Linked DNA regions of Homo sapiens: region 1 is linked to region 2. Evidence: read pairs that join two places in POLR2A ChIA-PET (ENCODE). Cell type or tissue: Caco-2. All regions are shown on one strand. Links, peaks and the distances in the headings refer to the core of each region. The heading gives the core; the rest is flanking DNA. Region 1 overlaps DHX8 (DEAH-box helicase 8). Region 2 has its middle 39 kb from the start of ETV4.

Evidence for each region. Peaks named below come from ENCODE experiments on the same cell type or tissue, not always from the same donor. Only the 100,000 strongest peaks of a DNase experiment are listed, where the experiment ranks them.
Region 1: POLR2A ChIA-PET joins it to region 2 with 15 read pairs; 10 of 35 experiments call an interaction of 5 or more read pairs at or near these places.

What each region holds. Positions count from the first base shown.
Region 1 is chr17:43,520,318-43,533,434 of GRCh38, reverse strand. It overlaps DHX8 (DEAH-box helicase 8), which reads right to left. Exons shown (of 23, transcript NM_004941.3): 20 at 12,556-12,684; 21 at 11,870-12,066; 22 at 11,209-11,388; 23 at 7,765-9,807. The coding sequence ends at 9,588. It overlaps ETV4 (ETS variant transcription factor 4), which reads left to right. Exons shown (of 13, transcript NM_001079675.5): 7 at 87-248; 8 at 496-761; 9 at 3,254-3,328; 10 at 3,483-3,551; 11 at 3,759-3,931; 12 at 4,199-4,300; 13 at 4,692-5,589. The coding sequence ends at 4,916. Among named protein-coding and RNA genes, the nearest start is that of ETV4, 19 kb to the left of the region's middle. RefSeq lists an enhancer at 4,299-4,840 and a silencer at 7,300-7,594. In Caco-2, for the core only: no CTCF peak of the experiment used is centred there; DNase peaks (open chromatin) are centred at 2,534 and 4,745.
Region 2 is chr17:43,577,447-43,593,120 of GRCh38, reverse strand. No RefSeq gene overlaps it. Among named protein-coding and RNA genes, the nearest start is that of ETV4, 39 kb to the right of the region's middle. RefSeq lists enhancers at 439-938, 13,495-14,112, 14,093-14,142. In Caco-2, for the core only: no CTCF peak of the experiment used is centred there; DNase peaks (open chromatin) are centred at 4,300, 8,380 and 10,490.

The DNA of each region.
Region 1 (13,117 bases), core at 122-8,121, 56 kb after region 2:
GTGACCTCGCTTTCCTAGGAATGAAGGGTTCAAAGATGCTTTCCAGCTTCTCTGCCCCCTCACCCCTGTCTCCTTCTCAACTCCAGTGCCTATGACCCCCCCAGACAAATCGCCATCAAGTCCCCTGCCCCTGGTGCCCTTGGACAGTCGCCCCTACAGCCCTTTCCCCGGGCAGAGCAACGGAATTTCCTGAGATCCTCTGGCACCTCCCAGCCCCACCCTGGCCATGGGTACCTCGGGGAACATAGGTAAGGAGACAGGGAAACCCACTGCTCATGGGCCCAGGTGTTTTTTCAATTCCTGAGTGTTCTCCATAAAGACTTGAGCTGTGGGGTGGTAGAGGCAGGGGGCAGTGGAATAGAAAGGGAGAAATACTGACACCCCAACCCCCTACCCCCCATTCCGGAGCCCACTCTAAAAGCCTAGGAGTAACAGGCTCGAGGAAGGATTAATTTAAAGTTCTCTTCTCTTCCTTCTCCATCCAACCACATCCAGCTCCGTCTTCCAGCAGCCCCTGGACATTTGCCACTCCTTCACATCTCAGGGAGGGGGCCGGGAACCCCTCCCAGCCCCCTACCAACACCAGCTGTCGGAGCCCTGCCCACCCTATCCCCAGCAGAGCTTTAAGCAAGAATACCATGATCCCCTGTATGAACAGGCGGGCCAGCCAGCCGTGGACCAGGGTGGGGTCAATGGGCACAGGTACCCAGGGGCGGGGGTGGTGATCAAACAGGAACAGACGGACTTCGCCTACGACTCAGGTAAGAGACTGGGGTGGGGCAGGGTGGCATGTGATCAAGTGTTCAGTTAAGCCCAGAATGTCTCCCGAGTTTTTTTACATTGCTGTTTACCATTTCATACATCCAACCCACCCACCCACTTTTTTTCTTCATAATTTCAAAAGAATGTTATTTTTCTTTCTTTTTCTTTTTTTTTTTGAAATGGGGTCCTGCTCTGGCCCAGGCTAGAGTGCAGTGGCACGATCTCTGCTCACTGCAACCTCTGCCTACCGGGTTCAAGCGATTCTTGTGCCTCAGCCTCCCGAGTACCTGGGATTACAGGCACCAGCCACCGTGCCCGGCTAATTTTTGTATTTTTAGTAGAGATGGGGTTTCGCCATGCTGGCCAGGATGGTCTCGAACTCCTGACTTCATATGATCCATCGCCTCGGCCTCCCAAAGTGCTGTGATTATAGACATGAGCCACCTCACCCGGACAAATTATTACTTTTCAATGAGCAAACCTATATTCAGATTAAAAGATAAGGGGGGCCCCCGGGGCATGGTGAGTCATCTGTAATCCCAGCACTTTAGGAGGCCATGGCAGGAGGATCGTTTGAGCCCAGGAATTAGTTCAAGGCCAGCTTAGGCAACAAAGTGAGACCTCGTGTCTATTTATAAAAAAGTAAAATTAAAATAAAGGGGGATGTAGATCCTGCCCTCAGGTAGCTTGTGACTTAATAGGGAAGTTAAGGCATTTATTTCTATTTAACAGGTGTTTGAGGTTTTAATTACCTATTAAGACCAAACTACTGTGACAGGAACACGAGTGTGCAGAGTTGGGAAATACAAAGATGAATAGGATGTGTCTGGTCCCTATCCCCACAGAGGCTTAAAAATACAAAGGGATTTGAATGAAGAGAAACATGAATTTGAAACTAGCCAGGCTCATGGTTCTTGCTAGTTCTCAATAGGAGGGCAGGGTTTTCTTGTTTTGTTTTGTTTTGTTTGTTTTGAGACAGAGTCTTGCTCTGTTTGTTTGTTTTGAGATGGAGTCTTGCTCTCTCGCCCAGGCTGGAGTGCCACTGGGTTCAAGCGATTCTCATGCTTCAGCCTCCCGAATAGCTGGGGTTACAGGTGCCCATCACCATGCCCAGCTAGTTTTTGTATTTTTAGTAGAGACGGGGTTTCACCATGTTGATCAAGCTGGTAGAAGCACAGGTTAATATGTGGCTTACATATTTGAGCCTCCCAATTGATGTATGCCCTGGCCAGAGGCAAGGGCAGAGGAAGTAGGGACTTCTTTAAATTCTAGTTCCACCTGGCTGTTGACTGGAGTGAGATGCACTCACCTGTGTTCATAAATAGCTATAGTTCAAAGCCTCAAGGGCCGAAGGAGGGCCAGTCCCAGGAAGGGTCCAGAAAACCCTGCCTTTTCTTCTTTCCTCCTGGCTTTTGTTACATTAGTAGCCCTAGATCTGAGTTTATTAGAGTAGGCCCAGAGCTAGCTAGAACTTTAGAATTTCCCTTTTTGTGGTGCCCACAACCGTTCAAGGGCAGGGGGATGAACCACAACCCCCCAGGCTGTCCAACTAAGAACCGGATGGTGCTCCTGTCCTCAAATCCAGGGCATAAGCCTGAGCCAGGCTTGGCAGTGAGCTGGGGAGAGGAGGAGGGAGGCACTCTTGCCGCTGACCTTCAAAGGCTGTAGACCGGAGGGGATTGTGTTACATGCCCTTGAACTCCTGCCCCTCCCCCCAGCTACTCCTGAATGGAGTCAGGAATTCCATTCACAAAATGGAGGCATGAATGAGCCCACCCTCCCGCCTCCTCCCGGAGGTGTCATGTTTCACCATCTTCTCATTCATAGGTGGGAGTGCAGTGGGGGGAGGGCGGGAAGGGGTTGGAACTTGAACGGGTGGCTTCACACAGCCGCCTTCCCGATGTGGAGTGGGAAGGTTCCTATCCTATGGAATGGAATGAAACGAAGTGGAATGTGCTCTGTTAGACCTGAAAAAACAAGGCCCAGTGCCCACTGCCTCTTCCCCAGGTGCATGCAGGCGCACGCTCTGTTTCTGTCACACACACACACACACACACACACACGCGCGCGTGCACAGGGCTGGGAACCTGACCTGCTGACCGGACATTTTTGTCCATTCTGAGGGAGTCTTAGGCGTGGACACCGAACTCTTTCCCCGGACGTTCATCTCACCCTCCCTCCTCCCCCTGAACTCGCAGGAAACAGCTGCTCCCTGGCAGCTTGGGCCCTTCAGAACAGCTTGCCCAGCCCCCGCTGCTGCCTTCCATGGCCTCAGCCGCAGCCCTCAAGTTGAGGAGGGGTTCCAGCATCACACTCCCTCTGGGTGAACTTTCCCTGGGATTTTGTGGTTGGCAGGCAACCTGGGCAAAGAACAGTCACCAGGAAGCAGGCTGGAAGGAAGAAATTCTTGAATGTGGATAGGACTTCCTCCTCCCCTGCCCTCGAGCTCCACCCCAAGCCACTTCTCACATCACCCCTTCTTCCCCCACAGATGTCACCGGGTGCGCATCAATGTACCTCCACACAGAGGGCTTCTCTGGGCCCTCTCCAGGTGACGGGGCCATGGGTAAGGCAGCCCCCCTTCCCCTGCCAAGCCCTCCATGTTGGGGGAGGGAGCGCTGCCATGGGGGAGGGTCTCCCTGGCCAGGAGTCCCTCTGGACTCTCTGGGGTCTCATCGGTGAACCCCCAGATCTGAGCAACCCCCAATTTCCTCCACAAGGCTATGGCTATGAGAAACCTCTGCGACCATTCCCAGATGATGTCTGCGTTGTCCCTGAGAAATTTGAAGGTCAGAGAAGTGACTGTTGATGGGAGGGTCAAGGTCTTATCACGCTGTGTCCCTGCAGGAGTCACATCACGTTTCATTGTTGCAAGAGGGTGGGACCCATAGAAAAGTACCTGGGGAGACCCCTTCGAGAAATCCCTCGGGTGGGAGGCGGTTGCTTGGGGGACCAAAAGACACAAACCCCACACCTCCTATTTTCGTGTTCCCCAGGAGACATCAAGCAGGAAGGGGTCGGTGCATTTCGAGAGGGGCCGCCCTACCAGCGCCGGGGTGCCCTGCAGCTGTGGCAATTTCTGGTGGCCTTGCTGGATGACCCAACAAATGCCCATTTCATTGCCTGGACGGGCCGGGGAATGGAGTTCAAGCTCATTGAGCCTGAGGAGGTGGGCCTCTCGGATGTTCCCAGCCCTCCTTTCCAAAGTTTACAGCCTGGAGGTGGGAGAACCTGGGAAATGGTGGCACGTGCCTCCATCATGATTCTTGCTTTACCTAACCTGAATTCTTGCCAAGCCTAAGTCTGTGGGCTGATGCTTTGTTGCAGAGCTAGCTTGGCACTTTGCACCAAGAATCTCAAGTGCTCTTTCTGACCTTACCCCCATTTTTTCCTCTGCCAAGGTAGCATCTCTACCCCAAAACTGTTTTGTTCCCAGGTCGCCAGGCTCTGGGGCATCCAGAAGAACCGGCCAGCCATGAATTACGACAAGCTGAGCCGCTCGCTCCGATACTATTATGAGAAAGGCATCATGCAGAAGGTGGGGGCTGTGGGTCTAGGGACAAGGTGGTGGGGGGCAGTGGCTGTGAGAAGCTGACTGGGGAGAGGGTCAGCAGGGCAGTTCTCAGCAACTTTGTAGGATCAGATAATGAATCAGTCAGAGAGACAAGAAATTGTGGAGAATCCCAAGGTTCTCCTCCCCCAAAAAAGTGCAACACTGTAACTGAGAAGCCCAAGCATGGAGAAGTTGAGATGAAAAAGGAGTAAGAACTGTGAAGGGAGAGTCAGCTTCTCAGGAACCAGCATGGGAGAGAAATGCCCCGAGCATCTGCCTGTACTGGTAGAAGGGCCACATTCCCCACTCCCCCACCTTACCCCATACAAAGGCTGGGCGGCTAGCCAGGCTGACCAGACCTTCTCTCTCCCCATAGGTGGCTGGTGAGCGTTACGTGTACAAGTTTGTGTGTGAGCCCGAGGCCCTCTTCTCTTTGGCCTTCCCGGACAATCAGCGTCCAGCTCTCAAGGCTGAGTTTGACCGGCCTGTCAGTGAGGAGGACACAGTCCCTTTGTCCCACTTGGATGAGAGCCCCGCCTACCTCCCAGAGCTGGCTGGCCCCGCCCAGCCATTTGGCCCCAAGGGTGGCTACTCTTACTAGCCCCCAGCGGCTGTTCCCCCTGCCGCAGGTGGGTGCTGCCCTGTGTACATATAAATGAATCTGGTGTTGGGGAAACCTTCATCTGAAACCCACAGATGTCTCTGGGGCAGATCCCCACTGTCCTACCAGTTGCCCTAGCCCAGACTCTGAGCTGCTCACCGGAGTCATTGGGAAGGAAAAGTGGAGAAATGGCAAGTCTAGAGTCTCAGAAACTCCCCTGGGGGTTTCACCTGGGCCCTGGAGGAATTCAGCTCAGCTTCTTCCTAGGTCCAAGCCCCCCACACCTTTTCCCCAACCACAGAGAACAAGAGTTTGTTCTGTTCTGGGGGACAGAGAAGGCGCTTCCCAACTTCATACTGGCAGGAGGGTGAGGAGGTTCACTGAGCTCCCCAGATCTCCCACTGCGGGGAGACAGAAGCCTGGACTCTGCCCCACGCTGTGGCCCTGGAGGGTCCCGGTTTGTCAGTTCTTGGTGCTCTGTGTTCCCAGAGGCAGGCGGAGGTTGAAGAAAGGAACCTGGGATGAGGGGTGCTGGGTATAAGCAGAGAGGGATGGGTTCCTGCTCCAAGGGACCCTTTGCCTTTCTTCTGCCCTTTCCTAGGCCCAGGCCTGGGTTTGTACTTCCACCTCCACCACATCTGCCAGACCTTAATAAAGGCCCCCACTTCTCCCATTAGTTCTCCTGTGTCCTCTTTGCTGCCATGTGGGAACAGACCTGGGGGTAGAAAGAGCTCTGGTCTTGAAGCAGAGCTGACTGGTTTGGGGCCAGGCCCTGGCGCTTAAATCCTCATGTAGATTTGAAAAAAGGCAGTTCACCTGACTGTTTCTCTTCTGAAAAATGGGCTTAATGATACCTGCCCTTCCCCCTTCCCAGCATTACTGTGTGAGGATCCAGAAATAATGGACAGGGGGTACTTGATAACCTGGACAGGCGCCCCTTGTGCACTTTGGGCCTGCTTCCAGCAGCAGTCTCCCTGCCCCTGTGGGCGGGTCAGGTGGGCTACTGAGTGGCAAGGGTCTCCCTCCTGGGACTTCCTCAGACAGGGTTTTGGTCTTTGGTTTCTGTGATCCCAGTTGTTCCCATGACCCTGCTGTCCCACATAGACCCCAATTGCATGTCCTCCCTCCTACCTCAGCTCTAGGTTGCTACTTTTGCTGGGGTTGGGGACAAGTGTTTGTCTGGAGAATGGGGCAAAGGAGAAAGGCTCCCAGGCCAGATGGTACAGAGAGAGGCTAGAGCAGGCCCTGGATTCTGGCCAGTGGAGATTAGATCTTCCGGGGAGTGGGAAACACCTAGATTCTCCTTGCCCAAATTTGGGAGAGATCAGAGTCCTGAGGCTGAGTTTTTTGGGGGTAGGTAGAAATGGCAAAGTGGACAACATGGTGACACCTATGGAGGACGTATGACTGAGATGTGACAACAGGTGGGAGGGGCAGAATGGGTGGTTCTAGAGCCAGCTGCTATGTAAACCGCTGCCCAGGAGACATGCTCAGGTAAAAACCGGTGCTCTCCTGTTAAATAGAAACTGCAGCTGTGCTGAGGTTGGGCCAGCCCAACTCTGTTCATGTCTCAGGTTGGCCCAGCACCAACCTGAGACCATCCCTTGCAGGAAGGGATGCCCCTCGACTACTACCCACAAATAAAAGGCAACATTACTTCTTCCTAGAAACACAAAATATCAATGTACTGACATAATTTAGTGCAAGAAACAAAATTTTAAAAACAGGTTTTAAAAATATATAATTTAATTCCACATTAAAGCCAAGCTATCGTGGTGGGAAGAAGGTGTAAAAATCGGTGGAAACCCTGAAGGCCGAGTACACACACGAAGAGAGAGGGAGTTAGCTGAGAAGCAGCATCCAGGGAAAGAAAGGTCTCCACAAGCTGAGATGATGGCCCTCTGCCCTCTGAACTGTTCATTAACAAGTCACCAGTCCCAGTTCTTTGTTCAAATCCTCAAACTTGGAGAGGCACTGCTCCAATGAGACAGCTACAGCAACCACAGGGAGGAAGTGCTTTGGGCTGCAGGAGAGACAGTCAAAGCCAAATCACGTCCAGGCGGGATGAAGTAAACCTGGACCGAGGAGCCTGACCCAGCTGCGGAGCTCACACATGCCCCATAGGGACGGTCCTGCCATATACACAAACAGCACACTCAGCATGTGTGCAGAGGCAGGCAACTCCTGAGCTTGGTTCTCGCGGGGTGGGGGTGAACAATATACTTTAATGGCCAAGAAGATCCCAGCTCTCTGCATGAGACCCACATCCTCTCCTGGGCTGTCACTCAATCTTGGGAAATACTGGTTCAAGGAAGAGAAACAAGGGCTCCATTGTGTGAGAGCAGCAGGCAAGCTCCCCTTCTGCATCTGGACAGGACCCCCCCCTTCTCCCTCAGAGCAGGCTCAGCTCAGCTGCTGACATTGCTTTCCTGATGGTCAAAAGGTCAGAACCCAGCTATGTTGTCATAGCAGAGAAGTGACCTCAGCTCTAGCGTAGAGAGATGGTCAAGGAACACCCACAGAATGGGGATCCTTCTTTTTCCTCCACCTGAGCCAGAAAAGATAACGAACCCTGCTGTCTCTTATCCTTAGCCCATTCAACATCCCTTTTCAACCTCAGCTTGAAACCCAACCCTCCCTCCCCAGGTGTCAACATTGTCAGTGCTGGGCACTCAGTCAGGACAGGCTGGGCCACTATATCCAGGAGTGTTTCTGAATGGGGAAAATTTAGGCTGGAATTAGGACTGGGAGCCAGGTGTGGTGGCATGCACCTGTAGTCCCAGCTACTCAGGAGGCTGAGGCAGGAAGATCACTTGAGCTCAGGAGTTTGATGCCAGCCTAGGCAAGATGGCAAGATCCTGTCTTAACAAAAACAAAAACAAAACGAGATTGGGGAGGTGGGTGCCCAGTCCCCGTTTCCCCTTTGGTTTCATTTGAGGTCCCTGTACTGTCTCTCCCCAGAAGGCCTTCAAGGTTAACACACAACAATGCCCTGCCCCTTGATTACTGGCCTGGGCTTACAAAGGCGAATACTCAGACAGAATCAGGAGGCACTCAGCTTAATGAAGGGGCAGGGATCTGCAGCCAGCAGATTGCCTGGCCTATATTCCTCTCCCTCGGACTCTTTCTGAATTGTCTTTAGGGTGTGGTTTGCTGCCCAGTGACAACATACATTCCTTTATATCCTGGAATGTTACATAGTCTCTCTTAGTGTCTGGCATACAGTTCTACAGTAGTTCTAGCATTTACATCACTTCAGAACTTACTAATAACATAAGGACAGGAGAAGCAGCAACGTAACAGGATGTGCCCAATCTCTCAGAAGCTTCTCTACAAGCACTACATCCAGACCAGCTTTCCGTAAGTTCCGAAACCTGGCCTGGCAAGACCTGCCTGATGTTCCGCCAGGTAAGGAGCCTCCTCAGTGCAGAGGACAGTGGCTCTCAACTGTAATCCCAGCGCTTTGGGAGGCAGAGGCAGGAGGATTGCTTGACGCCAGGGATTGGAGAGCAGCCTGGGCAGCACAGTGGGAACCCATCTCTATGGGAAGAAAAAAAAAAAACCCTCCTCAGGAGCTGTGAGGAGGGCACAAGGAGGTGGCTATTCTCCAAGCAAGTGCTAGGAAAAAACCACTAAGAACAAGCCCTGCAGCACAGATACTGGCAGCACAAACCAGCTGAGAGGAGAGGTGTTATGTTTGTTTTCTGTTTGGAGTGGGGAAAGGGAGGTTTTGACCATAAAATCCCTTTGTTAAAGTCCATCCAGGACCTCAGGGGAAAAAAATAAAAACAAAATAAAATAAAAGCTGTGTTGTTACTTAGTATGTTTCAAAAGGAAATGGGACATGCTGCACATTGCGAATGTGGGAGGTGGAGGGAGCAAGGGGAAACCTTCTGTATTTAATATGTGCCATCTGTAGCCACTCAGGCCTCCAGACTGAAGTGCTCTGTGGAGAGGACATGGTTGATCATCGGGTGATCCCCCAGCACGGCCCGGCTAGTGCTGATGCTGAAAGACAAGGCTGGAAGTCTGGGTTGTACGTCGTTTCCGAGCGCAAAGAGGCCCTGCGTTCTGGTTTCAGGGGATTCAGGGGATTCTCATCATGTGTGCCAGAGCACAGATACTAAATCTCCCTCACCCTGAGCCCAGGCCAATATCCTAACCTTTCGGCTAAAAGAAAACAGTCACAGAAAACCATTTTTGTTTCCTTAAGAAAATAAATATTTCCACGAGGTCAAGCCAAAGTACAGGGGCTGGAGACGGGGTGGGAAGTGGGGCAAACACTTTAGATGAGCACAGTAGCTCCTGCTAGCTGGGGCATCAGGGCACTCACCATGTCCCTGCACAAGATGCTCACCCACTCCACCTTCCCATCCTGGAGCTGCACAAATTGTCCCTTTCTTGAAGTTGATGCAATGTGTCTCTGTGTTAGATATGAGCTCCCAACTGGGCCCAAGGACTTGGGGTGATGGAGGCTGCAGGCTCTTGCCAAAGCCAGGTTTAAATCCCTGTTTCTATTTTACCAGCAGGGAAGAAATGAGAGTCGAGTTGAGAAAATGCTCAGTTAAGACAGTCAGTCACGGGACAGCTGTATCCTCAGGACCAGCCTGTCATCGATAAGTCCAAGCCCTGGCTACTGCTGCTGGAGAGGCAAAGGAACAATCTTGCCTTTCAGCGCCGTCGGAAAGCTCGAGATATTCTCCAGGCATTGGGTTCCTCATAGCGGTTGTACAAGGGTTCAAGACGCTGTTGCTTCTTCTGTTTGCTTAGCTTAGTTGGGTCTGAGACCTTGAAGAAGGCTGGGGCAAACTCCACAAGCCACCGAGGGTCGATGGTGGTAACTTCACGCATGTATTCCTTGGTGGTGAGCACCAGCTCATGGTACACCACCCTGAGGGGGGACAGAGATAGTACTCAAGCCTCTGGATATAGGCCCCACTCTACAGTCAACCTGGTCCCTAGTAGGCCTCAGCTGAGCTTACATTTTATACTATTACCTCTCCTGCCTGACACCTATAAGACTGCAGTCTGTTTATGACAGCCACACCCCAATACTGAAGCACCCGCACACCTCTAACCACAAGAAAGGTCTCAGGAGAATGTATTCTAGTCCTGGCTCTGGCTCTAACTAGTTAAGTGACATGGAGCCAATCACATCCCTTCTCTAATCTGTTTCTTGCTCTATAAAATGTGAGGATGTTTATTAGAATGTTTCCACAGAATTCTAGGGCTCTGAAGAGGGGCCTCACACTGCCACAAGGGATGGAGAAGGCCAAACATGCAAGGAGCCACATTTCTAACCCTTCTACTGTGATAACATGGTGGTTTTAAATCAGTTTTATATTAGGGTTCTAGATAGAGTCCAATTTTTTAAAAATGCTACTTTAAAACAAGTTTTTTTTTTTAAACTACATCACTAGGTAGTTGTTTTTTTCTTTCTTTTTTTTTTTTTTTTTGGGACGGAGTCTCACTCTGTCTCCCAGGCTGGAGTACAATGGCACAATCTCAGCTCACTGCAACCTCTGCCTCCCGGGTTCAAGCTATTCTCATGTCTCAGCCTCCCAAGTAGCTGGGATTACAGGTGCCTGCCACCACGCCTGGCTAACTTTGTATTTTTAGTAGAGACATGGTTTCACTATGTTGGTCAGGTTGGCCTGGAATTCCTGACCTCTGGTGATCCACCTGCCTCGGCCTCCCAAAGTGCTGGGATTACAGACGTGAGCCACCATGCCTAGCCCCTAGGTAGTTGGTTTTTTTTTTTTTTTTTTTTTGAGATGGAGTTTCGCTCTTGTTGCCCAGGCTGGAGTGCAATGGGTGATTTCGGCTCACTGCAACCTCCACCTCCTGGGTTCAAGCGATTGTCCTGTCTCAGCCTCCCAAGTAGCTGGGATTACAGGCATGCGCCACCATACCTGGCTAATTTTGTATTTTTAGTAGAGACAGGGTTTCTCCATGTTGGTCAGGCTGGTCTTGAACTCCCGACCTCGGCTGATCTGCCCACCTCAGCCTCCCAAAGTGCTGGGATTACAGGCATGAGCCACTGTGCCTGGCCACTACGTAGTTTTTTAAACCACAATTTTTTTTTTCAACTAGGTCTCACCCCTATGATTTTAATTCTCTCATAGGGTTTGATACATTGTGCCTAATTCAGGTTTCTGCTGCTCTAGAAAGGCAAGCAGTGTTATACTAGGACATACTGGGAGTAGTGAAGACACAATCACAAAATACCAGGAAATTTACAGGTTTTTCTCTGCCCAGAAAAGCCCCTAGACCCTGGGACATGTCCACCTACCATTCTGGCTGTCTGTTGAAGAGGGCACTGGAAGGATGGATATAGACCACCTGCTGGTCGATCAGTGTCCGGTAACCCTCCTGCGGGTCTTTCTTGGCAGCATTACGGAAGAACCCACTGCAGATGGCCTTCTGCACTCGGACTGTGGACTTGCCACAGGAAACAACATCCAGCTTGTGTCTATCAAGATAGGACAAAAGATATGAGCCCACTCAGCTTTCACAGGTCTATTTTCACAATGACAGTGCCCAACACATCCATCTTGGGGTGCCCAGAGTAGTCACCAGGACCTTCCTTCCAGCCCTAAGTGTACTACAGAGGCAGCTCTACACAGTGGGCAGACGGAGGCACTCAGAGACAGACACTTTGTTTAGACAGGTATTCAATTCCACAGTAATAATGTTCCAGAGGGTTGCAAACAAAGAGCATTTTTTTCAACAACTAACAGATAATCTTCCTCTTAGGTATCTGAGGTAATTCTCAGGCATACCCTTACTTGGGGAGAAGGAATATAACAAAGATGGAAAAGCTGGAGGAAAAGGGTTATGTGAGGAGCAAGAGAAAAGGTGCCTATAGCTTTATAGGTACACACAGAGATGAAAAGACATGATACTCAAGGTGGTTCAACTCAAACATGCAGAGTCATCAGATTCCAGCTTACCTGTCCATTATGCCTAACATCTGCTTGCGAATGTCCTGGGCCCGGCGCAGGGAACGAGCCTGGATAAAGTTCTCATAGCACCATGGGTTGGAGAACTTGTTGTTCTTCCAGGAGTTGTACACAGCTAGCAGGGTGAGGTGGTCCCCTTCAGTCTGGTGGAATTTGGCCTTCTTCTGATCTGCAAGGGCTTGTTTATCCTGCCAAGCAGTGGGACAGAGGAACATTTCCGACTCAACAGCTACTAACTGAACATGGAGCAATTCTAGGGAGCCCTACAAGACCCTATCAAAAGTGTCCACATCAGGCTAGGCATGATGGCTCAGGCCTGTAATCCCAGCATTTTGGGAAACTGAGGCAAGAGGATCACTTGAGGCCAGGAGTTTGAGACCAGCCTGGCCAACATGGTGCAACCCTGTCTCTACTAAAAATACAAAAATTAGCAGCACACGGTGGCGCACGCCTGTAATCCCAGCTGCTCTGGAGGCTGAGGCAGGAGAACTGCTTGAACCCGGGAGGTAGAGATTGCAAGATCATTCCACTGCACTCCAGCCTGGGCAACAGAGTGAGACTCCATCTCAAAAAAAAAAAAAAAAAAAAAAAAGTCCACATCAAGCATTGGAATGGCAACAGGCCAACTACCCCAACTTCATGGCACCCCCATCTAAACTTGGATCTGAACTTCCTACCTTGGGCCTATAGAAGACGTTCTGCACAGACAGCATGGATACAATGGTCAGCATTTCCTCACTGCAGCCCAGATGCACAGACATGATGAGCATTTTGCATAGCATTGGCTCCAGAGGGAACTCTGCCATCTAGAGGGACAAAAAAAGACTACAACTGCTTCCCTGTGGAAGACACATTTGGATTCACCAGAGCAAGACCTTGGTCAGAGTGGGTAACAACACAGATTTTCCCAAAGCATAATGATGCCTTGGGATGCCTTTCTCTATCAGAAGAATGCTGTTGTTTATTCTTTTCCCAAATAAACTCCAACGGGATGTATGTGACCAAGCATATAACTACTGTTGGGGTAGATGAGAATTTTGCAGATGCCGTTTCTAATTAAGGCTACATTCAGTAATACATCCTCAGGCAAAATTATGAACAGAACACCTTTTTGTATAAAGAAGAAACAGTTTAAAGTGACAGTGGAGAAATTCAGGTTAAAAACAAACATTTAGAATTTTACTCAAAGCTTATCCACGGCCTCAGCCTGATTTTGTACAGACCGAAGGATGTGAAAGG
Region 2 (15,674 bases), core at 3,998-11,997:
TTAATTTTGTTGTTGTTGTTGAGATGGAGTCTCACTCTGTCACCCAGGCTGGAATGCATTGGCGCAATCTCGGCTCACTGCAACCTCCACCTTCTGTGTTCAAGCGATTCTCCTGCCTCGGCCTCCCGAGTAGCTGGGATTACAGGCATGCACCACTGTGCCCAGCTAATTTTTGTATTTTTAGTAAAGATGTGGTTTCACCATGTTGGCCAGACTGGTCTCGAACTCCTGAGCTCAAGTGATCCGCCTGCCTCCGTCTTCCAAAGTACCAAGACTACAGGCATGAGCCACTGCTCCCAGCCAAGAAAACAGTACTTAACCCTGAATGGAGTGATCAGGAAATGCTTCCTGAAGGAAGAAACTCCTGAGGTGAATCTTCCAGAAGGAGCCTGATGAAGAGGTAAAAAGATGCCCCAGGTGAATGAAGCTGTGTATGCAAGAGCACGGAGGGTAAGGAGTTTGCAAAGAACCACAGGGGTGGGTGGTGGGTTGGCAGCCAAGTGGCTAGAGATGGGGAGAGTGGCTGGGAAGAGACATCGGGAATCAGAGATTTCAGTTTCTGAGTGAAGGAAGGCGAGAGAGTGTGGGTGTGCCGTAGACCCCATTGCAGTAAACAGCCTCGCCTAAACCAGGCAGGGCAGATACCCCAGGCCTCCCCTGGGGCCTAGAAGCCTCCCCATCTCACTCTGCAACTCCTCGGGTTAACCAAAGCAGCATGACCTCATGTGTTATGGCTGCAAAGGCGCGGGGGAGGCCATATCCGGTGTTTGTATTGAAATTAATTGGGGGCTCCTTGGATGATGGAGGCTTTGAGGAATGCACAGGCCCCCGCATATGATCCTGTGAACAATGGTGTCACTTCAGACCACCGAGGCCCCCAGCGGCCCGCATCTGCACGTCCACAGCCCTTCTCGATGAAATAATAATCATAGACAGATATGAATATTTACAATACGAAGCAGCAACTTGCGATGGGGAGAACTCAGGCAAGCACCCCAGAGCTATTTTTAGCCTTGGAAACGGAGCCCCATTTTACCAGGGCAGCAGCGTGTCGATCAGGAAAATCAGGAAAATCCCACCGCTCCCCGCCAAGCCCTGATTTATGATGATTCAGAGGGGAGATGCTGCCAGGAATGGGCCGGGGCCAGGAAAATTTCATCTGTCTGGAATCCGACAGGAAAAAAGAGGCCTGGAAATTTCAGAGGAAGCTGGGATCTGCGCCGGTTACAGCGCCTCTGTGTTCGCTCAGCTGGCTCCTGTTAGCCAGTGAAGGGTCCGCTGAGGAAAAGCGTCAGGCCAGGTTTTTCCATCATTCCAGAACCTTGAGCCTGATCCCCAGGCAGCCGCTGCTCCTGCGACCTCCGACCCCAAACAACAGGAGCCTTCACCAGGTTTCCCCCAGCCCCCCAGCCCTAGGCTATATCTTAAATCAACATCTTTGTTTTTTTGTCTTTTCCCTTACCACAAAAAATGATAGCAAAGTGATTCTATCTTTTTAGCTATTTGTTTAACCAGACATTTAGCACACTTAAGAAGCAGGGTTCAATATGAAAACCAATTAATGCAATTTAGTTTTAATTTCCTCCCCTGAAATGGCCCAGCTCTCCCAAGGTGGCCTTCTCACCCTCCTCTCTGGTGCTGGGGCACCAGGAACCCCTAGCCTCCAAACCTGATGCTACAAGCTCTAAAATGAGGCCAGAGATTAGGATTTTGCTCAAAATCTTGCTGGCAGATCCTAAAGGGGCAAACAAGATGGTGATGGAGTTCAGGACATGCTACCCCAAAATACAGCACCTCGGCAAAAGCAGCAGAAGGAGGAAGATCTCTCTGACTTGCTGCTACTATTCTCCCCTGAAGCAGATCATGAAAGAATTTTCTGTCTTTCTTCTAAAGTAGGTCATAAGACCCTCATTCCAGAGGGGTCCTCCCTATATCCAGAGGAAAGGAATGAAGAAGCAGAGAAGAATCTGAAGAAACAGGCCTTGCTAAGCTCCCCCAAGTTGATTACTATTAGATCATACCCCCTTTCTTCCATCATATTTCTTCTTCTTTTTTTTTTTTGAGATGGAGTCTCGCTCTGTCTCCCAGGCTGGAGTGCAGTAGTGTGTTCTCCGCTCACTGCAACCTCTACCTCCTGGGTTCCAGCAATTCTCCTGTCTCAGCCTCCCGAGTAGCTGGGATTACAGGCGTGCGCTACCATGCCCAGCTAATTGTTTGTATTTTTAGTAGAGACGGGGTTTCATCCTGTTGGCCAGGCTGGTGTTGAACTCCTGACCTCAAGTGATCCACCCGCCTCGGCCTCCCAAAGTGCTGGGATTACAGGCGTGAGCCACCACGCCTGGCCTCGTCCATCATGTTTCTACACAACGCTCTACTCCTCATTAAACCTAAGCATAAAATATACACAGTATTCCCTATTTCCCTGGGTCTTCATCTCCCATGTCACGGAAACTTATTATATAAATGTGTATGCTTTTCTCTTGTTAATCTATCTTTTGTTATAGGGATCTCAAGCCATGAACTTTGTGACAGATAAGGAAAAGATATATGCCTAGAAGTGGAAATTAAAAGTTTTTTTTAAATAAAAGTAATAGATATTACTCTTTCCCCCCTACAATGGCATCCTTTCCATCCATTCATTCCTTCATTCATTTACTTAATGCCTATTTTGTGCCAGAGTCTGTACTGGGGGTAGGGGGATGGTTTTCGGGGGGATACAAAATGGACATCGCCTGCCTTCAAGGAGCTCACAGTTTGGTGGGGGACACAGACCTGTAAATAGGTTTAACTATGGTGCAGAGGAACAAATGGGGTAACAGCTAAGCAGAGAGGAGTCAGGAAGCACGGAGAAGACTCTTGGGGCTGGCTCAGAGGCAGACGAGAGGAGAAAACGTATCAAAGGAAAGGGACTGTGTGTATAAAGACAGAAGCAGGAAAGAAAGGGGACACACTTACCCCACAACATGAGGAGTCTGGTGTGACTGCAGCGTAGGATCCACGGGCAGCTGGTCCGACTCAGGGAGGCAATTTGTTCTGTTAAAGAAAAAATTATTCTTTTTTTTTGAGACAGAGTCTCACTCTGTCACCCAGGCTAGAGTCCAGTGGCACCGTGTTGGCTCACTGCAACCTCCGTCTCCTGGGTTCAAGCAATTCTCCTGCCTCAGCCTCCCGAGTAGCTGGGATTACAGGCATCCACCACCACCCCCGGCTAGTTTATATATATATGTATATATAAACTATATATATAAAAACTATATATATAAACCATATATATAAACTATAAACTATATATATAAACCATATATATAAACTATATATATATATATGGTTTTTTTTTTTTTTTGAGACAGAGTCTCACACTCTCACCCAGGCTGGAGTGCAATGGCGCGATCTCGGCTCACTGCAAGCTCCGCCTCCTGGGTTCACGCCATTCTCCTGCCTCAGCCTCCTGAGTAGCTGGGACTACAGGCGCCCGCCACCACACCAGGCTAATTTTTTGTATTTTTAGTAGAGACGGGGTTTCACCATGTTAGCCAGGATGGTCTCGATCTTCTGACCTTGTGATCCTCCTGCCTCAGCCTCCCAAAGTGCTGGGCTTACAGGCACGAACCACCACGCCCGCCTTTAGTTTTTATATTTTTAGTAGAGATGGGTTTTCACCATGTTGGGCAGGCTGGTCTCAAACTCCTGACCTCAGCTGATCCACCCGCCTCAGCCTCCCAAAGTGCTGGGATTGCAAGCATGAACCACCGTGCCCGGCTGAGAAAAAATTATTCTTAACACTTATTAAAGACAGTAAGGAAGATCTTATTTAAGGGGGGCGGGGCTGCTACACTGGGGTTTGGCAATAGGGAAAAGCGATCAAAGACAACAAGGACAAGTGGAGATTTATAGCCAAGGAACAGGGTGGGGTCAGTGGATGGAAAATCACTAAGGAGAAGCATTCAGGCCAGGGGATTCCTGCTGAAGGCAGGCCAGGGTGATGCGATATCAAGGGTGGAGGATGAGGAATTTCATCAGATAGGAAGGATAGGGGATTTTTGCTAAATGGGCCTGGCAGGATTCATGCTACAACTGGACTAAATTGCCCAAGGACACAGCCCAAGGTCAAGATGCTGTCAAAAAGAGGACCCAGAGGACCCTGACTCAGGTTTGATCAAGGAGAAAGTCTGTCAGGTCAGGGCATTGGTGAAACTGCCTTTGCATTGGGACTCCGTGCCGAGGGCACTGGAGAGTTGAGCAGGGAAACACCAAGGGGATATGTGCACTTTGTCCAGGTGACCCTGGTGGCACTGTGAAGGCTGGTGTGGAAAGGGGTGGGGCTGGAGGCAGGAGGACAGTCAGAAGAGAGCAGGGCTGACAAGCAGGGCAGTGGGGATGCAGAGGAGGGCAGGCTTTAGAAGACATTTAGAAGCCAGGCCGGTGCTTGTAATTGCAGCACTTTGGGAGGCCAAGGAAAGCAGATCACTTGAGTTCAGGAGTTTGAGGCCAGCCTGGGCAACATGGTGAAACCCCTTCTCTACAAAAAGTACAAAAATTAGCCAGGTGTGGTGGTGCACACCTGTAATCCTAACTACTTGGTGGGGCTGAGATGAGAGGATCACTTGAGCCTGGGAGATTGAGGGTGCAGTAAGCCATGTTTGCACCACTGCACCCCAGCCTGGGCAACAGTGTGAGAAACCCAATTCTGTCACGTTTGGTGGCTGGCTGATGACAGCTGTTCAACAAAGAAACACCAGTGGATGAAGGGAGACCTAATTTCCTAAAGAAGCCAAACCAAAACCTCATGCAACAATTCCTGAGGGACAGGAAGTATCTGCCCACAGCTGTTTTGTCCAGGCTGCTTGGGGCTGCAGTCAGCCAGGGAACCAAGGGAACTGAACCCCAGGGCCCAGTCTTTACTGGCAGCTGCCCATCTTAGAACCCACGGTACAATGGGGGAAGGCCCTAAGAGACAATTAAGGCATTTGCCTCCAACACAACTTAAGGGAGTGCCCCAAAACTCAGAAATCAAGATAGATAACTGATATGGTTTGGCTCTGTGTCCCCACCCAAATCTCATCTTGAATTGTAACTCCCACCATTCCCACGTGTCATGGGAGGAACCCAGTGGGAGGTGATTGAATTATGGGGGTAGATCTTCCTGCACTGTTCGTGTGATACTGAATGAGTCTCATGAGATCTGATGGTTTAAAAAAAAAAAAAGCAGAAGTTTGCCTGCACAAGCTCTCTCTTTTTGCCTGCTGTCATCTGTGTAAGATGTGACTTGCTCCTCCTTGCATTCTTCCATGATTGCGAGGCTTCCCCAGCCACGTGGAACTGTGAATTCTCTATTAAACCTCTTTCTTTTGTAATTTGCCCAGTCACAGGTATGTCTTTATCAGCAGCGTGAAAAGTGACAAATACAATAATACTTTTTTGTTGTTTTTGAGATGGAATCTCACTCTGTTCCCCAGGCTGGAGTGCAGTGGCATGATCTCGGCTCACTGCAACCTCTGCCTCCCAGGCTCAAGCGATTCTCCCACCTCAGCCTCCCTAGTAGCTGGAACTACAGGCATGCATCACCACCATGCCTGGCTAATTTTTGTATTTTTAGTAGAGACGGGATTTTACCATGTTGGCCAGGCTGGTCTCCAACTCCTGACCTCAGGTGATCCACCTGCCTCAGCCTCCCAAAGTGCTGGGATTACAGGTATGAGCCACTGTGCCCGGTCCAAGATAGATAATACTTTAACGCAATTTTTAAAAATCAAAATTGGCCAGGTGCATTGGCTCACGCCTGTAATCCCAGCACTTTGGGAGGCCAAGGCGGGTGGATCATGAGGTCAGGAGATCAAGACCATCCTGGCTAACACGGTGAAACCCTGTCTCTACTAAAAGTACAAAAAATTAGCCGGGCATGGTGGCGGGTGCCTGTAGTCCCAGCTACTAGGGAGGTTGAGGTAGGAGAATGGCGTGAACCCAGGAGGCGGAGCTTGCAATGAGCCAAGATCGCGCCACTGCACTCCAGCCTGGGCAACAGTGCGAGACTCCATCTCAAAATAAAAAAAAATCAAAATTAATGTAAAAATTGATGATGAACAAAATATTAAGATTTCAAATAAACACAAGATCCAACCCTTCCCTCAATATCGTGTCTCATTCACCTCACCCTAATCTCAGTCTTGGTTCCAATAAAACCTTGTTTTAAAAAACAGGCAGCCAGCTCACAGACTGTAGTTTACTGACAACAAAAATATTGCATTAGGCCAGGCACAGTGGCTCACATCTGTAATCCCAGCACTTTGGGAGGTTGAGTCAGGAAAAGTTTTTTTTTGAGATGGAGTCTCGCTCTGTTGCCCAGGCTGGAGTGCAATGGCGCAATCTCGGCTCACTGCAAGCTCCACCTCCTGGGTTTACGCCCTTCTCCTACCTCAGCCTCCCTAGTAGCTGGGACTACAGGTGCCTGCCACCATACCTGGCTAATTTTTTGTATTTTTAGTAGAGACGGGGTTTCACCATGTTAGCCAGGATGGTCTTAATCTCCTGACCTTGTGATCGGCCTGCCTCGGCCTCCCAAAGTGCTGGGATTACAGGCGTGAGCCACCATGCCTGGCCTAGGCAGGAAAATTTTTTGAGGCCGGGAGTTCAAGACCAGCCTGGGAAACATAGCAAGAACCTGTCTCTACAAAAAATAAATAAATTAGCTGGGCGTGGTGGCACATGCCTGTAGTTCCAGCTACTCAGGAGGCTGAGGCAGGAGGATTGCTTGAGCCCAGGAGTTCCAGGCTGCAGTGAGCCATAACTGTGCCACTGCATTCCAGCCTGAGGCACAGAACAAGACCCTGTCTCTGAAAGAAAAAAAAAATGCATTAAATTTTATTTATCTTGATTACTCGGTGCCCCTTACATTTTGGGCCTGTGGTGAGTTCCTCACTCCCCTCACTCTAAATCTGGGCCAGCCAGAGAAGGCCCCTTCCTGGAATACAAGCCCCAGTGAGAAGACCTACAGCCTGCAGAGAACAATGTGCCCACATTAATTCTGCTTGGGATCACAATCATTCCATGTGTGCTGAGGGCTCCACATTGGTCAGTAACCCCTAATGCCCCTGTCCCTTAGATTATCTGATGCCACCATACACCTAGGACGAGTTATTTAAGCTTTCTTTTTTTTTTTTTTTGAGACAGAGTCTCGCTCTGTCGCCTAGGCAGGAGCGCAGTGGTGCGATCTCGGCTCACTGCAAGCTCCGCCTCCTAGGTTCACGCCATTCTCCTGCCTCAGCCTCCCGAGCAGCTGGGACTACAGGTACCCACCACCACGCCCGACTAATGTTTTGTATTTTTTAGTAGAGATGGGGTTTCACCGTGTTAGCCAGGATGGTCTCGATCTCCTGACCTCGTGATCCACCCGCCTCGGCCTCCCAAAGTGCTGGGATTATAGGCGTGAGCCACCGCGCCCAGCCTGCTGAGTTGTTTAAGATTTCTAAGCTCATCTGTCTCATCTGTAATAGGGAGAGAGGAATGTTAATTTGCTGCTCTTCATGCCAAAGAAATCTAAATTGGCCTGAACCCAGGACCTTTTGCACATCCAATGCATCAGCACTGAGAGCATTGTGCCAGGCATTGTCCTGGGGAAATGTTGACAAACAGGGTGTGAGATGTATTCCCAAGCCCTACTCACCACAGTTTATATTCACAGCCTAGGAAGAGATAGGCCCAGGAGCCAGGTGCGGTGTCTCATGCCTGTAACCCCAGCACTTTGGGAGGCCGAGGTGGGCAGATCATGAAGTCAGGAGATCGATACCATCCTGGCTAACATGGGGAAACCCTGTCTCTACTAAAAATACAAAAAAATTAGCCGGGTGTAGTGGCGGACACCTGCAGTCCCAGCTACTTGGGAGGTTGAGGCAGGAGAATGGCGTGAACCCAGGAGGCGGAACTTGCAGTGAGCCAAGATTGCGCCACTGAACTCCAACCTGGGTGACAGGGCCAGACTCCGTCTCAAAAAAAAAAAAAAAAAAAAAGAAAGACGTAGGCCCAGAAACCAAAATCACTCATTCATTTGTTCATTCGTTAATTTCTTCAGTAATAGGCATCCACTGACTATATATGCCAGACACTGCCAGGCATTGGTTGAGTCAGACATGATCCTTGGCCTCAAAATATTTACAGCCTAGTACAGTGAGATAGATAAAGAAAAATAACTGCAATACGAAGCTATGTGTGCTCTTTGAAGATAAAGGAATGTGGAAATTTAGAGAGGACAACTATTTAGCTGATAGTGGGGAGGGATTTCGCAGAGTAGGACACAAGTAGAATTGTGCGAGACAGACGGACTAGCACTTTTCAGACAAGAACCTGTATGTGCTAAGGCAGAGTGTGAAAGAAAGCATTGTGATTACAGGCCAGGAGGCTGAGCAAAGCATACAGTAAAAGTAGGTGATGGGTCCAGGCCTGGTGGCTCATACCCGTAATCCCAGCACTTTGAGATGCTGAGGTAGGAGGATTTCTTGAGGCCAGGATTTCAAAACTAGCCTAGGCGTCATAATGAGACTTTGTCTCTACAAAACAGTTTTTTTTAATTAAAATTTTTTAATTTAAAATTTTTAAAATTAAAAAGTAGGTGATGGGCTGGGGTGGCAGGTGAAATAAACTCAGCATAGACTATGAAAGGCCTTGAATGCTGAGATTAAAAATGGGATTTTATTCTGTTGGCAATGGGGAGACTCTGGAAGCTTATAGACAGAAGATGGCATGTTTTGATCTGTTTTTTGAAAGAGAATGCTGGCAACCATGGAAAGGAGGGATTGAAACTGGAAGTGTGGGGAGGTAGAAAAGTCAGTTGGGATATTTTGCATTAATTCAGGGAGGAATGATAAAGGCCTGAACCAAGGCACTGCTGGTGGAAACAGAGAGCAGGGATGGAGTTTAGTGAGATTTCTGGTAAGAAGCTATACAACTTAGTGAGTAACTATATGTGCAGGGTGAGGATGAGAAAGGAGTCTAGCTTGATTTCCAGTTTTCTCATTTGGGCAATTTTACATAGTGGTAACCGTATACGAATAGGTAAATACGGGAGGAGGCACAAGTTGGGGAGCAGAAGATGTGCTCGTCTGTGGGATTTGTTGACTCAGACATGCATGGAAGATTGTTCTGATAAAATGATCAGATGAGATATGATATGCTTAGGGCTCAGGGAAAAGTTTAGGCTGGAGATACTGCTGTGTGAGCAGAGGGTATATGAGCCTGGGTGAGCTGACCCGGGGAGAGTTTAGAGGGAGAAGACAGCTGAAGGTGAGAAGCCAACAGTGGAAAGTGGAAGAAATAAGGGAGACCAGGGGGCAGCAAGGGAGATCTGGGAGGAAGAGCAGGAAAGAGTGACATCCAGGAGACCAGGAGAGCTTATAAACGAAAAGAGGAGAAAGGGTTCCACCCACCAGAGCGAGAAGAGCATGAGGACAAGAACCAAGCCGTAGTTTGAAGACAAGTTGGCCATTGATGACTTTAGCAAGAGCAATTTCAAAATTGACCAAAGTCTGCACCTCATTAAACCACAGATCATTTCCATGGAAGGGTGGAAAGCGAGTTGAGGAATCCATGGGAGGTGAGGAAGTGGAGGCAGTGAGTGTGGACAGCTCCTTCGATAAGTTCTGGGGAAAGAGGAAAGAGGTGGTAGTATGTGGGAGCCACAGGGTCCAGAGGTAGCGAGAAAATGAGCAGGCTTTAGAAAGTGAGAGAGACTTGGGTAGCATTTTAGATTCGAGACGCAATGGAAAGAGAAGTGAGATCCCAACTGGGCAGCACAGGAGCACCCTGTTCAGACCCCAGCCACAGAGAGCCTTGGTCAAAATTCAAGACTCGTTTTCTCTCATGGTGCTTAGGTTCCCCAGTCAGACCCCCAGAACCCATTTCCCACATAATCCACCAGAAGCATGGTACAAATTATGCATGAGAAACACACTCCCTGTTCCAACTCAAAGTTCTAGAGAATATCTCACCATCTGAAGGATGCTGGAAGGTGGGAACAAGGCTCCCAGGAGTGGGCAAGACAGATCTCTATTCTGGTCTGGCTCATTTATCTACAAGGAACAGAGGTCCCCTTAAGTCACCTCAAGGAAAAGGGGAGTTTGTGGCAAGGATATATGTGGCTAGCAGTTTAGAAACAGAATGGGAATGGGAAAGCCACTGAGAAGGGTGACGGCGGTTGGCCCCTGACTCGTGGTCACTCTGCTTCTCTCTGGACATCTGTCCTCTTGTTCTCCTCTCTCTGCCAACAGCTTCTTTCACTCTGTTTTCTCACTTCCCTTGTCACTTTGGCTTAATAAGGCTTTGGCTTTTCATCCTCAACCTCTTGGAATCTCTTTCAACTACTATCCCACCTGCTAGTGGGTCCAACTTCTGTTTCCCAGTTGAGACAGGAATGTGACTGACCCAGCTCCTGGTTCAGGGCAGGGCTTTGGGTCACTAGCCAGGCTGTAGTTGGCCGTCTTTAGATAAACTGCCCACCTCTGCTCCAATCACTGGGGGCAGTGAGCAGAGACAGGGACTTAGGACACCAACACTGTTTAGCCTGGTCCCTCCTACAGAGGCTGGAATGAGCAGGCGATACCCCAAAGCATGTCTGGCACAATAAATCTATGTTCCTGGCCGGGCGCGGTGGCTCACGCTTGTAATCCCAGCACTTTGGGAGGCTGAGGTGGGTGGATCACTTCAGGACAGGAGTTCAAGACCAGCCTGGCCAACATGGTGAAATCCTGTCTCTACTAAAAACACAAAACAATTAGCCGGGTGTGGTGGCGGGCACCTGTAATCCCAGCTACTCAGGAGGCTGAGGCAGGAGAATCGCTCAAACCCAGCAGGCGGAGGTTGCAGTGAGCCAAGATCACACCATTGCAATCCAGCCTGGGCAACAAGAGCGAAACTCTGTCTCTAAATAAATAAATAAATAAATGTTTCTTTCTAAGCCAACTGCCTGATGACATGGTCTGAATTGGGGGAACAACTAGGGATGGGAAATGACAAGGCTTTGAACCACTATTCAAGGGTTCTTATGGTAGTGATCACCTCTTATAGACATTTGAGATTATTGCATGAAGATCAGGAAGAGAATCTGTAGCAGAGAATTAGGAAGAAGATGGTGGTGAATGCCCATTGCCCCCACTACACACATCATGGCTCCCTCCACCCAGAGATCAAAGGAGTTGCCTCCTCTCCAGAGGGCTCAGGAGATGCCCATGCTCAGTGCCCTCCTGGTGTGCTGACTGCGTGCTGGCCTTTAGGAGCCCGCCTCCTCCAGTAAGTGCCAGGCCTGGGGAGACCTTGGATGTAAGCCCGAGGGAGTGTCCTGGACCTTGGACCGCAGGCCCACCCAGCAGGGTGTCCTGTCCCCAGCACAGTGGAAAGGTCTTCAGTCCCCTCTCCCTGCCCTCCAGCCTTCAGCTGGACTCTCCCAGATGTCACTGGCTATATTTTCAAAAATAGGAAGAATTCCAAAACCAGATTCCAAGTGCTATACCTCCCACACCCTCCCGTAGCCCCACCAGCCTGCCAACCTTTTGAGGCAATTATAATTAGAAACCAGGGTCAGGAGCAGTGGCTCACGCCTGTAACCTCAACACTTTTGGGAGGGCAAGGCAGGAGGATCCCTTGGTCCCAGGAGCTCAAGACTAGCCTAAGCAACAGAGAGAGAGAATTAGAAGCCAGTGTGTGTGGAAGACAACATCAGCAGACATTGTTCAGAGACGTGCAAACCACAAAGGGAGCCAGTCTGTGGAGGAGGCCAAAGAGTGGGGACCTTAGCTGACCCATCACCCCTCCTGTATTCCGGCTTCTTTCTCCTCCAGCCCTTCTGGACTCCAAGGACCTAGCTCCACAGGAAGCTTAAAGTGAGGTGGAATGTTCGCCACTGTTATTATTAACAGAACATCCGCTAACATTCTAATTGAAAATTTAACTCTAATTATTCCAGTTTACCAGGAATGCAAGCAAAAGCAGGACCAACTGTGATGCACCAAATAGATACACGTGAAAAGACAGATAAGCAAATAGGAAGAGACAAAGCTGGGACCAGTGAACCAGGGGACCCCGGGACATTTATTCCACTCACAACTCAAACACCATGTCGCCTCCCACCTGGAGAACCTTCTACCCCTCAAATCGTCCCCAAATATACATCCTTTCCCACTGCCCCTCTGCTCTTCCCAGCCCTACACTAGCCAATGATCCCTACTTCTTGCTCAAATCAGAGCTGCAATCAGAGATTTTACTGCTGTGAATACAAAAAATGCCTAGAGTCTTTTTTTTTTTTTTTTTTTTTTGGAGATGGAGTCTTGCTCTGTCACTCAGGCTGGAGTGCAGTGGCGCTCCAGATCTCAGCTCACTGCGACCTCTGTCTTCTGGGTTCAAGCAATTCTCCTGCCTCAGCCCCCCAAGTGGCTGGGATTATAGGCACCCGCCACCACGCCCGACTAATTTTTTTGCATTTTTTTCAGTAGAGACGGGGTTTCACCATGTTGGCCAAGCTGGTTTCGAACTCCTGACCTCAAGTGATCTGCCCACCTCGGCCTCCCAAAGTGGTAGGATTACAGGCGTGAGCCACCATGCCCGGCCTAAGACTGTCCTTTGAAAATGGTGCTTCACCCTCCACAGAGCATGTGGCAGTATGCAGCACAGTCTAAAAAGCCACAATAAATAAACATGGTGGCAATATTTTACTGAAATGTTTGGCAGGGAGAACCTTTATTCTTACCTAAAAACAACTCGGATAGGTTATAAGGAAGAGAGCAACACTTGCATGCATATTACATAAAACACCATCTTCAAAATCATGCAGGCTAAATACAATGCTGTATCCAGGATTAGATCCTGGAACAGAATGAAGATATTAATGGAAAAACTGGTGGAATCCAAATGAAGACTGGAGTTAATTACTAGTAATGTACCAACGTTAATTTCTCAGTTTTGACAAAAGTACCAGAGTTACATAATATGTTACCATGAGGGGAAACTGGGTAAAGGGTATATGAGAACTATGTGCTATCATTGCAGCTTTTCTATAGGTCTAACATTATTCTAAAATGTAATGTTCATTAAAAAAAAAAAAAAAAGCATGTGGCTGCTTCCAGCTTTCTGAATCCCCACCGCACCCTCACCACTCCCCAGCACAAGGTCATCGTCCTCCCCAGCACAAGGTCACCGTCCTCCCCAACAGAGTTCCTTGGGCAGCAACCACTAGAAACCCCACAAAGACCAGCTGGGGCCAGAGGCAGGATGTGTGGTCCTGGGCAGGTCTGAGACAGATCAAACACAAGGTAATCAGTCTGCAGAACCACAGACAACACAGACCTACGCCATGGAATTCCAGATCATTCCAGATCTACAAGTCATTGGTTCATTCCATAAGTATTTATCATAGCACATAGCACGCGCCAAGCACCGTGCTAGGCTGTCTTGAGAATGGAGGTGTGGGGAAAGAGGGATGAGGTACAAAGATGCATACCCAGAGAAGGAATCTCCTCCCTTAAGGAAGCAGTGAGGGGAACAGACGAGCTCCACACACAAAGGGACGGGAGGAGAGGGATAGACACAAAGCCTGCTAGAGGTGATCAGGGAAGGCTTCACAGAGGAGGCAGTATCAGTCCCAGCAACTGTAGCCCAGTTGCTCCCCGTCACCCAAAGACAGCCACACCTGATCCCCTGGCTCAGGCAGCTGGAAAGAGGAGCTGAGAAAAAGGAGAGTCATGCTCTCAGCAAACATCAAGTGCTGTAAGCATCATAAAATCATCATCATCATCATCACCATCAGACACTGATGGCCCAGTGGGAGGCCTGGGACCCTGAAGAGAGCCCAGGTAAGGGGCAAACAGGCTTGGAGGAGGCAATTGCCTAGGGCAGTGGTGTGGGGGTGGGGGGCTGCTTCCCCATACCTGTAGCTAGCAGGGCCGCGGGGTAAGGGGCATGTTGACACAGCTGGTAAGAAAGGCTTTGTCCCTGCCTCATTAATCACTTCAGCACAGGAGCTCCGAGGGAGGGGACGCCCCAGGGGCACTGGGCTAGCTCTCACGGGGGAGCCCCTCAGAGGCAGAGAGAGGTGGCCCGGCTTCAGGCCCAGGAGCCAGGGGAAGGTCTGAAGAGGGCAGGATGGCGTGGAAGGAGGCTGCCCAGGCCCTAGGGACCTACGGGCCAGGGGATTTCCCAGCCAGGATGTTTGTCGCAGAACATCAGCCTTCCTGCCCAGAGGCTAAAGCACTTCCAGCAGGCAGCCCGCAGATGGTAACCCCCTAACAAGAAGGTCCCAGGAGGGGCATATATATTTTCCTTTCTCATTTGGCCAAGCCAGTGTCAGCTGCTTGCCATGCGATTCCTGACCCTCCTGCCCGGGTGTGTGTGTGTGTGTGTGTGTGTGTGTAAAGGGTCACAAGCCTTTACTGAGAACAGAGAGGAGGTCCATCCACCTTTGCTCTGAATGCAGCAAGGGAGAGGATGGGGAAGCAGTGGAATTGTTTCCACTTCTATTATTTACTATTCTCTCCACAAACACTTATGGAACACCTACTATGCGTCTGGCACTGTTCTAGTGACTGGGAGCAGAGAGAACACAGAACAGAGAGAAGGTCTGCTTTTCTGGAGCTTGCCTTCTAGAGGGGGCAGCAGAGAATGGGAAAACATTATGTTCACCAGAGTGGTCAGGCAGGCCAACACCCTTCTGGGCCAACTGAGCTCAGACCTAGTTTCCAGAACCACCCTCCCTGGGCATCCTCTTCCTCCCTCCCAGCCCTCACTGAGGCCTCTCCCAAATCTGAACGTGGAGGCCCCAAGGTGGGCTGGCAGCCGGAAGGCATGAAGAACTCCCCAGGATCCCCTGTCTCTAATGAAAGAGAGAAGCCAGTTCCGGGCAGCTCGCGTCCAGTTTCATTGTAAATCCTCTAGACTGTCGGATGGCCAAGTGGCCCAGGGTCTCCTCTGCCCTCTCTCCTCTGCCTGGGGGGTGAGGGGCTCTTTGCCTCTCCCTCTGTCACTTCCTCACTCCTTTCTCTTTCCCTCCCGCATTCTCTTTCATTCTTTCTCCTCCTTTCTTCTTTCTGCTTCCCCTCCCCAGCCTCTGTTCTCTCTCTGAACCCCCCTCCCCTTCTTCCTGTCTTGCATTTTCCTGCCCAGGAATCAGACCCCAGACAGTACCTAGGAAGTCTGCGGCCTTGCCTAATAGAACCGTAATAGTCCTCAGGGAGGCGCGATAATGACATCCTCCTTAAATAAAAGGACTTAATGGAGATTTCCCAAATTTGAAAACCACATTTCCACTAGCAACCCATTCAGCAAGCGACGGCTCTGGAAAGGAACTCGTGGGAAGCTGCAATGGGGAGGGGGTGAAGTGGCAGGAGGCAAGGAGTTTGTGCAAAGAAGGTTCTATTCATAGGGGGCTTTCTGTGGCAGGACAAAGAAGCTGGTCTGAGGACACAGATCATAAAGGTGGGCCATCTCATCCCTCCTCACCCTATTGGGCCAACTCCTTAAGAGAAGAGGCTCAGCATCAGGAAGTCCTGGATGAGCTACTTCACCCCTCTGAGCCTCAACGTCCTCAGCTGGGAGTTGGGTGTAATCTTCTCCCAGTTACTCAACGAGGGTCAGGAGATTAGCACTCACCTAGTTCCTGACATGTAGCAGAAGCCAAATGCACTTCAGGCTGCCTCCTTAAC